Linked DNA regions of Mus musculus: region 1 is linked to region 2. The links are chromatin loops, found by intact Hi-C in ENCODE. Cell type or tissue: left cerebral cortex. All regions are shown on one strand.

Region 1 (5,000 bases), 87 kb after region 2:
TTGCTGCTCTTGTATAGAGGCTGCCTTTGATTCCCAGCACCCACATGGCAGCTCACAATCAGCTGTTAGTACAATTCCAAGGAATTTGATGCCTTCTTCTGGTCCTTTGCAACCACCAGTCACATACATGGTACACAGACATAAATGAAGGCAAAACAATCAAATACAAAAAATGCTGCTTTTTTATAAAGGAGTGAAACTGGCCATGTCTGAAAAGACAGACAGACAGACAAGACCTGGCATAGTAACACGTACCTTTAATCCTAATACTTGGAAGACAGAGCTGATGGATATCTGAGGCTAGCCGAGTCTACAGGTCAGCCCAGGCTATACATAACAAGAAACAAAACAAAAAAGAAAAAAATCCAAAAAGGCTTAATTTTATTTTTTCCTTGTCAGGAATTGAGGTTCATTTATTGTTTACACTCACAGGGAATTTTAAAAGCTTAGAACTTAACTGAATTTGACCTCTAGGGTTTTTGGCTTAGGTTTTGAGATTTTTTTTGTTTCGTTTTTTTGAGACAGAGATCCTGCTGCCTCTGCCTTCCTAATGCTGGGGTTAAAGGCGTGCACCACCACAGTCGAGCTCACAGTCTCATTTTCTATTTCCTTTTCCAGACTCCAGTTGTACAGAATGCAGCATCTATTGTTCAGCCATCTCCTGCACATGTGGGACAACAAGGCTTATCTAAGCTTCCCTCCCGACCCGGGGCTCAAGGAATTGAACCTCAAAATATGAGAACATTACAGGTATGTGACCCATAGTGAGACCTTACTGTTGGAGAAGTCTGTCACTCTTGTCTTTATTTGGGGATTTTTGTAAAGATTGTAGAAGAATCTCTATGAAGCCAGAAGCCTGATCTACATAATGAGTTCCAGGACAGCCAGGGCTATATAAAAGAGATCCTGTCTCAAAAAAGAAAGAAAAGAAAAGAAAAAAAGAAAAACGAAAGAAATCAGTCAGTCAGTCAATTAATCCAACACTCTTCTGGCCTCTCTAGGCATGGCATTCACATGCATTTATGTTCACAAACAATAAAATAAATCTCTTTTTTAAAAAAGTCAGAGCTGGGGCTGGAGAGCTGGCTCAGTGGTTAAAGAGTACCAACTGCTCTTCCAGAGGTCCTGAGTTCAATTACGGTGGCTCACAACCATCTGTGTTGGGGTCTGATGCTCTTCCATTAGACCTGGATTTAATTACTAGCACCCACAAGAGCCTCACTTTTTTTATGTAACTCCTATCTCAAGAGATCTAATGCCCTTTTGGCCTCTGAAGGCACCAGGTATGAATATAATGCATAGATCATACATGTAGGCAAAACACCAATACACATTTAAAAAAATAAAATAAACATTTTTTTTTTAAACTTTGTAGCCACTAATCAGCATTTAGAGTAACGTTCAAGGGCACACACATACATGCAGATAAAACACCATCCACGCGAAATGAAAATAAGTTCATTTAAAAAATGTTTTTGACTAGAGTGATGGTAGATTTCTCCCGAGTTGTTAAATGAAATTATCAAGTGTGTGTCCCCATGGTTCTAGCTGGGACCATTATAAGCAGTGTTTTCACTTTGCACTTTATGGGGGATTATGCCATTTGTGAGTTCTTTTCCTGTTCTTCCCCTTTAGGGTCACAGTGTCATCCGTTCAGCAACCAACACCACCCTTCCACACATGTTGATGTCTCAACGTGTTATTGCACCAAATCCAGCCCAACTTCAGGGCCAGCGGGGTCCACCGAAGCCTGGCATTGTACGCACCACAACACCTAACATGAATCCTGCCATCAGCTACCAACCAGTAAGAGCAAGCACTGGGGTAGAAACAGAAAAGTCCTTTATTTGCTTTTCTTACAGAAAGAGCTACAGGTTTTAAGTTTTTGTATATAGAGGACAAGAATGATGGGAATAGAGAGCATTCCCTATAATGGATGCTTTAAAGAATTATATAAAAGTCCAGACTAGAATCAAGTAGCAACCTCTCTTAGAAATTAAGATGGTCTACTACTTATCAGCCACCTGTCCCCTATTCCCTTTCAGCAGTCAAGTTCGTCTGTTCCTTGTCAGCGCACAACGTCTTCTGCCATCTATATGAACCTTGCCTCCCATATCCAACCAGGGACTGTGAACAGAGTGTCCTCACCACTTCCTAGCCCCAGTGCCATGAGTGACGCTGCCAACTCACAGGCTGCAGCCAAGTTGGCCCTTCGAAAACAGCTGGAAAAGACGCTCCTGGAGATACCACCTCCAAAGCCTCCTGCTCCCTTGCTTCACTTCCTGCCTAGTGCAGCCAATAGCGAGTTTATCTACATGGTAGGCTTGGAAGAAGTTGTACAGAGTGTCATTGACAGCCAAGGTAATACTTTCTTCTAGTTAAGTCTCTAAGCACAGGTTTGCCAAGCCTCTTGGCAGAGAACAAGTATTACAGGGAACTGTATAGTATTAAATAGCTGCTCTTAATGCAGGCCTGATAGCTCATTGTTTATAAGCCCACCACTTTGTAGGCATAGGCAGGAGGATTGCTCCAAGTTCAAGGCCAACTTAGAGTACAGACTGAGCCCCTGTCTTGAAAATGTCAAAGCCAGCCATATACACAAAAATAAGAAAAATCTTAGAAAGAGTAGAGTCTAGAGATGTAGTTCATTTGGTAGACTTGCTTATTTATCTAGAATATAAAGGTTAGAAGATTACAAGTTCAAGGGTACCCTCAGATAAGATCTATAATCAATCAATTTCTAGATCACTCTGGAATATATAACATCCTATCCACAGCCTTTCCAAAAAGAAAAAAAAAGTGAAGAGATGGAAGAAAAATATATGTTTTGTTTTGTTTTTTCAATACATTGTTTTGGTTTTTTGGTTTTGTTTTGTTTTTTGGTTTTTGGTTTTTTTTTAGAGAGAGAGAGAGAGAGTTTGTTTTGGCTCACATGTTGGGGGTGTAATCCACCTTAGCAGAGAGTCAGAGGCATGAGGAGCCTGAAGCAACTGGTCAGATCACATCCACATACTGGAAACAGAATGATGAATATATCTTATTTAGCTCCTTTTTTTGTTTTTTGTTTTGTTGAGACAGGGTCTCACCATATAATTCTGGCTAGTCTAGAACTCAACTATGTATAGACTAAGCTGGCCTTGAACCCGCAAGGGATCTGTCATGCTTGGCCTCCACAAAGTGCTGCTATGAATAGCGAATACTGCCTGTACTTTAGATAAATAGAATTTCTGGTTTATGAACGTTGTAACCTAGTACTGAACCTGACACCATGCAGTTATTAAGCTTAAATTTCCAGACAGTATTGGAATGTCCCTAGAGGACTGACTAGCTGTAAATGGATCATAGGGTGCCGTAATTTCAGCCAGGTAAGGTAGCTTATGCCTATAATTTCAGCACTTGGAATACTGAGGCAAAAGTGTTGTGATTCAAAGGCTAGCCTGAGCTATATAGTGAGTTCTAAGCTAGCCTGAGCTACAATGTAAAATCTTGTCTCAGAAAAATCTTTACAAAATAACTATTCAGACTCTGATAACAAAGTATTGTAAATGTGTGTGTAAAGGGGAAGTCTAATATAAAGTAATGTTAAGAAACAGAAGGAGGGAGTGGTTGGAGAGATGGCTCAGAGCCCTAGCTGATCTTCCAAAGGACCCACGTGCCAGCCCATAGCTGTCTGTAACACCAGTTCCAGAGGTTCTGACACCCTCACACAAAGATACTTGCAGGCAAAATACCAATGCACGTGAAATTAAAATGAAAGACGACGACAGGTGTGGTGGTGCATGCCCGGCACTTGGGAGGCAGAAGCAGGTGGATCTCTGAAGCCTGCTATACAAAGTGAGTTCCAGAACAACCAGGAATACACAGAGAAACCCTGTCTAAAAACAAACAAACAAACATAAATAAATAAAACAAAACAAGAGAATATAAACAAAGCATTGCTTTAAGTGGATCCCTTTGATTCTAATTTTATTATTATGAGATTTTTGTAAGACTATGTAACCAGGTAGGGCTCAGCCTTACCTTAAGTTCTTTTTGGGGCCTCCTTCCCTAGCCTCCCAACTACTCTGATTATCAAGCCAAAGTATTTATTAAATTGTATTTGAAAAAAAGTTTTGAAGGCCATTTGAGGTTGGGCATACCTTTAATCCTAGCACTAGGGAGGCAAAGGCAGGGAAAAAAATTGAGTTCGAGGCCAGCCTGTTCTATGTACTGAGTTCTAGGACAGCCTAGTCTACATAGTGAGACTGAATCTCAAAACAAGATAATACATATATAAATTTTAGATTCACTTGTTTAATTTGTATGAGTGTTTGTGCCTCCATACATGTATATCTACCACATTTTCCTGGTGCCCTCAGATAATCTTTTGGGAGAGTGCATCACAGTCTCTGAACTGCCGTTATGGTGGGTTGTGTATGGGCTGGGCACACATAGCCAAAAAGCTTAACAGAATTAACTTATGAGAAAGACATTTAATGAAAACTAACAGAAGAGGTTGGAGGTGGGAAACCACTAACTGTTCTTTTTATTGGTGTCTAGGCAAAAACTGTGCCTCACTTCTGAGGGTCGAACCCTTTGTATGTGCCCAGTGCCGCACAGATTTCACCCCTCACTGGAAGCAAGAAAAGAATGGTAAGATCCTCTGTGAGCAGTGTATGACTTCCAACCAGAAAAAGGCTCTAAAAGCTGAACACACTAACCGGCTGAAAAACGCTTTCGTTAAAGCCCTACAGCAGGAACAGGTGAGAACTCTGACTCCTACCTGCACAGTCATCTGAACAAGCTTGGTTTTCACAAAGGGTTTTAGGCCTGGAAACCTAGTTTCCTTTTAAAAAAAAAGAAAAAAAAGCAGGGTATGGTAGCATATGCCTTCAATCCCAACACTCTGGAGGCAGAGGCAAGCTGATCTCTTTGAGTTGGAAGCCAGCCTGGTTTACAGAGTTCCAGGCCAGCCTAAACTAGGTAATGACACCCAGTCTCAAAAAACAAAACAGTATAAT
Region 2 (5,000 bases):
ACTGTACCCACCTGGGTCCAGTGGACATGGGCAACAGCCTTACCACCGCCCAATAAATGACTTCAGCTTGGGGAATGTGAGTATGCAAACTCATAGTTCTGAAATGGGGGATGGGGGTGGGCTGAGGGTGGGTCAGTTACTTGAGTGGTCACTGGTATGCTGAATTGGGAGATATGGGTGGACCTCTTTTTCCCCTAGGTAACATAGCAATGCCAGCTTGGGGCTCCTGTCTTCCTGTGTTTGACCCCTACTCCTGCCCCTCTGTTTCTGCTCAGCTTGCTCTTTGATGACTCCTGCCTTGACCCGTTCTCTTCCTGGCATGCACATGCTCTGGCCCAGCAGGTACGGTGCCCACACTTTCTTCGGGCCCCGTGCTCGCTTCTGTTGGCTCTGCTTGCTATCACCTCCTTCTGTCTTTGCCTCTCTTCCTGGGTGGATGGGGCTTGCTAGGCAAAGGGGACATATCAGCAGAGCTAGGCAGGACACCCTGTTCTGAAGCCCACTTCCTTAAGGTCTGTCTGTGTGTCCCTAGCTGGAGCAATTCAACATGGAGAGCCCATCAACCAGCCTGGTGCTGGATCCCCCTGCCTTTTCTGAAGGTCCTGGATTTTTAGGGAGTGAGGGATCAATGAGTGGCCCCCAGGACCCTCACGTCCTCAACCACCAGAACTTGACCCACTGTTCCCGCCATGGCTCAGGACCTAATATCATACTCACAGGTAAGGGAGTGTGGGTGCTGGTGGAGACTGGCAGGAAGAGTTGACAGCCTCACTGCTGTGATAGGAGCTTGAGGGGTCTGGAGGTGTGGCCTGAGATCCTTACCCACCTCTTGTACACACAGGAGACTCTTCCCCAGGTTTCTCTAAGGAGATTGCAGCAGCCCTGGCTGGAGTGCCTGGCTTTGAGGTGTCAGCATCTGGGTTGGAGCTGGGCCTGGGGCTAGAAGATGAGCTGCGCATGGAGCCACTGGGCCTGGAAGGACTAACTATGCTGAGTGACCCCTGTGCCCTGCTGCCTGACCCTGCTGTGGAGGACTCATTCCGTAGTGATCGGCTACAGTGAGGGGACCTCACTGCCATCCTTCTTCATGGCCCTGTCCCATCAGTCTTCATCCCTTCCCCCTGGCCAGTAGAGACTACTCTCTGCCCCCAGATCCTTTTTCTAATATGAATGAAGGATCCTAAAACTGAGGAAAGGGAAGGGGCTTGGCCAGGTGGCCCCTGAATGCTGTATGTCTGGTGGGCTTGGGGGAATTCAAGGGAGGGCCTAAAAGCACTTGTAACTTTGAAAACCGTCTGTCTGGAGGTCAGAGCCTGTTGGGAAGCAAGGTGTAGAGGGAAATCTTGGAGAGAGGGCTTGTCCAGAAGGGATGGGCACTACCAGCCCCTCCCTATTTCTCTTCCCCTTGCAATGGAAGAGAGAGCCAGAATGGATATTATTTTTTATTAAATATATTATATGTTAATAAAAAATCCTATTAAACCTTTTGTGTGCTTGGCTATTTGGTACATGGCTGGGGACCTAAGGAGGTTTGGTGCCATAGGTTCTTTTGTGTTGCATTTTTGTTTGTTTGTTTTTTGACAGGATTTCTCTTACATAGGGCAGACTACCTAGAAGTCACACGTGCCCGTTGGCACCTTGGCTTCCTTAGTGCTAGGGCTACGGGTGTGCGTTAATCCTCTCAGAACTTTTGTGCTTGTGCGGAAGCACCATTCTCAGATTTAGGTCCCAAACTGGATGTATCCTAAAGCCTATACAGACTTCACCGAGGCAGCAGGAAGTCACCTTATGTGCCCTTGTTTGTTTAAGGCCCTGCCTGCTGCAGCATCAGGGGATGGGGCACCGTGACTAGCCTGACAAGTTACTCTTCTGAAGCCCTGGGTAAGGAGAGGCTGTTGTCCCAAGTCACAGTTGTTTCTGTTAGAAAATCCTCCCCTCTCCTGGAGGAGGCTATTGCCAGTGTTGATGCTTCTAGAGAGAAGTAAGCAGGCCTAGCTGGCTTACTTGGTTTATGTTTGGGGGACCTAAGCAATCTCATGTTCTGAGGACTGTATGTCGATTCATCCATTTCACTGCTCCATTTGGGTTTAACGCAATAGATCCTTGGGAGACAACCATGTTCCACGAAGGCTTTGTTAGACTTCACCCAGCATAGTGAAAGGAGTGCTACACCTCCACTATTCGGCTTCATGCCTTTCTTCCTCTTTTTCAATGTTCTTGTCATTTCTCGAAAGAAGAACTGAGAGTTTCTGGCTCTGGCCAGTGGGTTCTAAACGTGGAAGTGGGGAGTCACCTGGGTTTCCCAGGTCTAGGTCTTCAGGGCCTTCGCTGTGGCACAGTGGCCACATCTGACGGTAGGGCAGGACAGGAGCACCGACTCTGACTTCGGGGCCATCTGGGGTCAGTGTCTTGCTTTTTCCTCCGGGTGGTGGGAATCCGCTTGGTTGCAGGGGGCCCTCCCAGCCACCAGGGGTCGCACTGCAGGCGGCAGGGTGTTGGGCCGGCGCTAGCCAGGGTCACGGCCGCAGGCCCGGGTGTGTGGGGGGGGGCAGAATAGCGGAGGCGCCCGCGGCTCCTGGGGGGGTGGGGGGCGGGTATGAGTGGAGAAAGCAGGGCGCGTTGAAGAGCTTGGGGTCCCCAGCAACGTGGGAGCCGGGAGGACCGCGCGGCTGGAACTAGCGGTGTGGTGTGGCAGCAGTCCCCGCGTGGCGCAGCGCGCGGGGACGCTGGGACCGCCCAGATCTTCTTCCACCGTGCCCGGCGCCCTCGGCTGCTGCTTCTTCCTTCAGCCCGGGCGCGAGCGGCTCCTAAGTCGAGTGCGCCATGTCCGGGGCTGGATAGCAGCCCAGCCGCCCGCCGGCCCGCCAGCCCGCCCTCAGAGCCACCCGCCAGCGGGCCGGCTGGGGAGTCCCAGGGCAGGCAGGTAGGGGCCGGACCGGGCGGGGCGGCGGGCGGGTTAGGGCGGGCGGAGGGCGGGCGGCTCCAGGGACTGTCCCCAGCTGTTCTACGCTGCGCATCTGGTTCCGCTTCCTCCCTCCCAGAGAAGTGAAAGTGGAGGGGAGGGCGCAACCCAGAGCTAGCTAGCTGTGCTCGACATCCTACAACCTGGAGCTCCCGCGGGCGCTCAAGCCAGAGCACCCCTCCTTCCCGCCTGGGTCACGCGGCTGCTGGCGCTGCTGCCGTCACGTCCTCGGCAGTCCCCGCGCGCGCTTCTCTCGGCCCTCCGGCCTCTTGCTCAGCCACCTCCCCCGCGCCGCGCCCTCTGCCCTAGCCCCGACTTCCCGTCATTCGGCATGTGGGCGTTGGGACCCAAAGTGGCTCCAGTGCCGTTGTTTTCCCCCAAGGGAGAAGGGGCTGCATTCTATAGGACTCTTCCCTGGCTGGATAAGGGAAGGCCTGGACACACAAGTCCTGTTGATCCGGGACCACCCACTTGCCTATAGAGGGTCTCATCTAACGGCTTTTGCCTACTGTCTGGAGCACAGAACTACTATTGGCCTGCAGTGGATGAGAGAGTGAGCTGTGTCCTGGAGTTAAATCAGGAGGCTGACGCTGACTCCTGGCTTCACCTCTCAGATGTAGAGAAGCTCAAGCTAAATTTAGCTTGAGTTGGGGCATGTGTGTCCAGAGGCCAGGTTGAGAAGACAGTCGGTTTGGCTCTAGTTCTCTGAGGAAGAGCGGGAGGTTAAATAGACTGTGCATCCTGGAGACACTAAAAGCTTCCCTGCCTTGCACAGGACCCTTAGTGGGAGGTCTGCGTTGGTCTGATGCTGTGCTGGCACCTTAAACAGTACTATCCCCCCCGCCCCCCCAGCGATACCACACACCCATAGGCTGACTTATGCTGAGCTAGCGACAGCTTCCCCTTCGCAGCCATTTCAGGAAGTAGCCTCCCTTCCCCTCTGAAGCACTCTCTCAGCCTCTAGCCCCTTGCAAGCTACCCGCCAGGCTTCTTCCCACCTTCAGCACCCTGGGGCACCTCAGGACTCTTGGGGCTTCCACTCCCCAGGGTCAGGCCATGGAGGCAGGTGAGATAAGTTACCAATAGGCTGTTGTGGCCCCGATTCTGTCTTGGGCTGGGTGGCGCGGGCATGGCATGACTGGAGCTGACTCCTACAGTCCCTTTGTGCCTAACTACAGACACCTAAGGATCCTGGAGATGGGAAAGTCCTGGTTGCTTGGCCAACTAGGTAAAGTTAAGCTAGGGAAAAAAAAGGATACTTGAAATCTGATGAGCAGAAGCTAAATCTTGGGTTTTGTAAGCCTTCCTAGGCATCTGTAAAGTCTTCTAGAAATGAAAGGATGGGTGCTTTAAGAACATTAGCTGCATCGGAAGGTTCTTGTGGTGTTGCTACAAGAGCAGAGACCTTTGACAAAGCAAAAGTTGGTGTAATGTGGTAGCCAGAGTGAATGATGTCATTGCAGGCCATTACAGAAAATACTGTGTTCTCTGAGACGTAATTGTAGCGGGCAAGGAGAGGCAGGCCTTTAAAGGAATAGGTGAGGAATATGTCAGTTGTGTGTTGTAGAGTGGAGTTTGGGTTCTTTGGGAAAAAAGGGCTGATGTCACTAAGAAGGAAGGACCTAGTGGTCTCTAAGGAGCTGTGGTGGAATATGAGAGTTTGGTGATGTCACAGGTGGAAGAATTCAAGATTGGCTGATCATTTATCCTTTCCTTAGAAGAACTAGGAAGAAGAAGGGGGGGTGTCCACTATCGTTGCCATGGGAACATTATCCTCTCTTGCTCCATCTCTTCCTCGATTGACCATTCCAGATGCAGTGAGTGAAGCAGAGGCCATGGCAGAGGAGCGGCCTCCCCGGTTGGTGGATTACTTTGTGGTGGCTGGGCTTGCAGGAAATGGAGCGCCTATACCTGAGGAGAAGTGGGTTCCCGAGCCTACCGGGCCCCTGCGCCCTCCCCGGCCAGCTGAACCTATTACAGATGTGGCAGTCATCGCTAGGGCACTGGGCGAGGAGGTGCCCCAGGGCTATACATGCAT

Evidence for each region. Peaks named below come from ENCODE experiments on the same cell type or tissue, not always from the same donor. Only the 100,000 strongest peaks of a DNase experiment are listed, where the experiment ranks them.
Region 1: it touches region 2 in a loop (2.1-fold over the local background); 5 of 42 quality-filtered maps call a loop at or near these places.

The regions. Positions count from the first base shown.
Region 1 is chr3:90,349,769-90,354,768 of GRCm38, forward strand. It overlaps Gatad2b (GATA zinc finger domain containing 2B), which reads left to right. Exons shown (of 11, transcript NM_139304.3): 5 at 619-750; 6 at 1,636-1,806; 7 at 2,046-2,361; 8 at 4,540-4,742. Among named protein-coding and RNA genes, the nearest start is that of Slc27a3, 38 kb to the right of the region's middle. In left cerebral cortex, no CTCF peak of the experiment used is centred here; no DNase peak of the experiment used is centred here.
Region 2 is chr3:90,262,639-90,267,638 of GRCm38, forward strand. It overlaps Crtc2 (CREB regulated transcription coactivator 2), which reads left to right. Exons shown (of 14, transcript NM_028881.3): 12 at 1-76; 13 at 533-719; 14 at 842-1,487. The coding sequence ends at 1,062. It overlaps Dennd4b (DENN/MADD domain containing 4B), which reads left to right and starts at 2,597. Exons shown (of 28, transcript NM_001356483.1): 1 at 2,597-2,923; 2 at 4,775-5,000. The coding sequence starts at 4,798. In left cerebral cortex, a CTCF peak has its summit at 2,470 (motif pointing right); DNase peaks (open chromatin) are centred at 2,471, 2,742, 3,168 and 3,915; H3K4me3 peaks cover 1,874 bases; H3K27ac peaks cover 2,112 bases.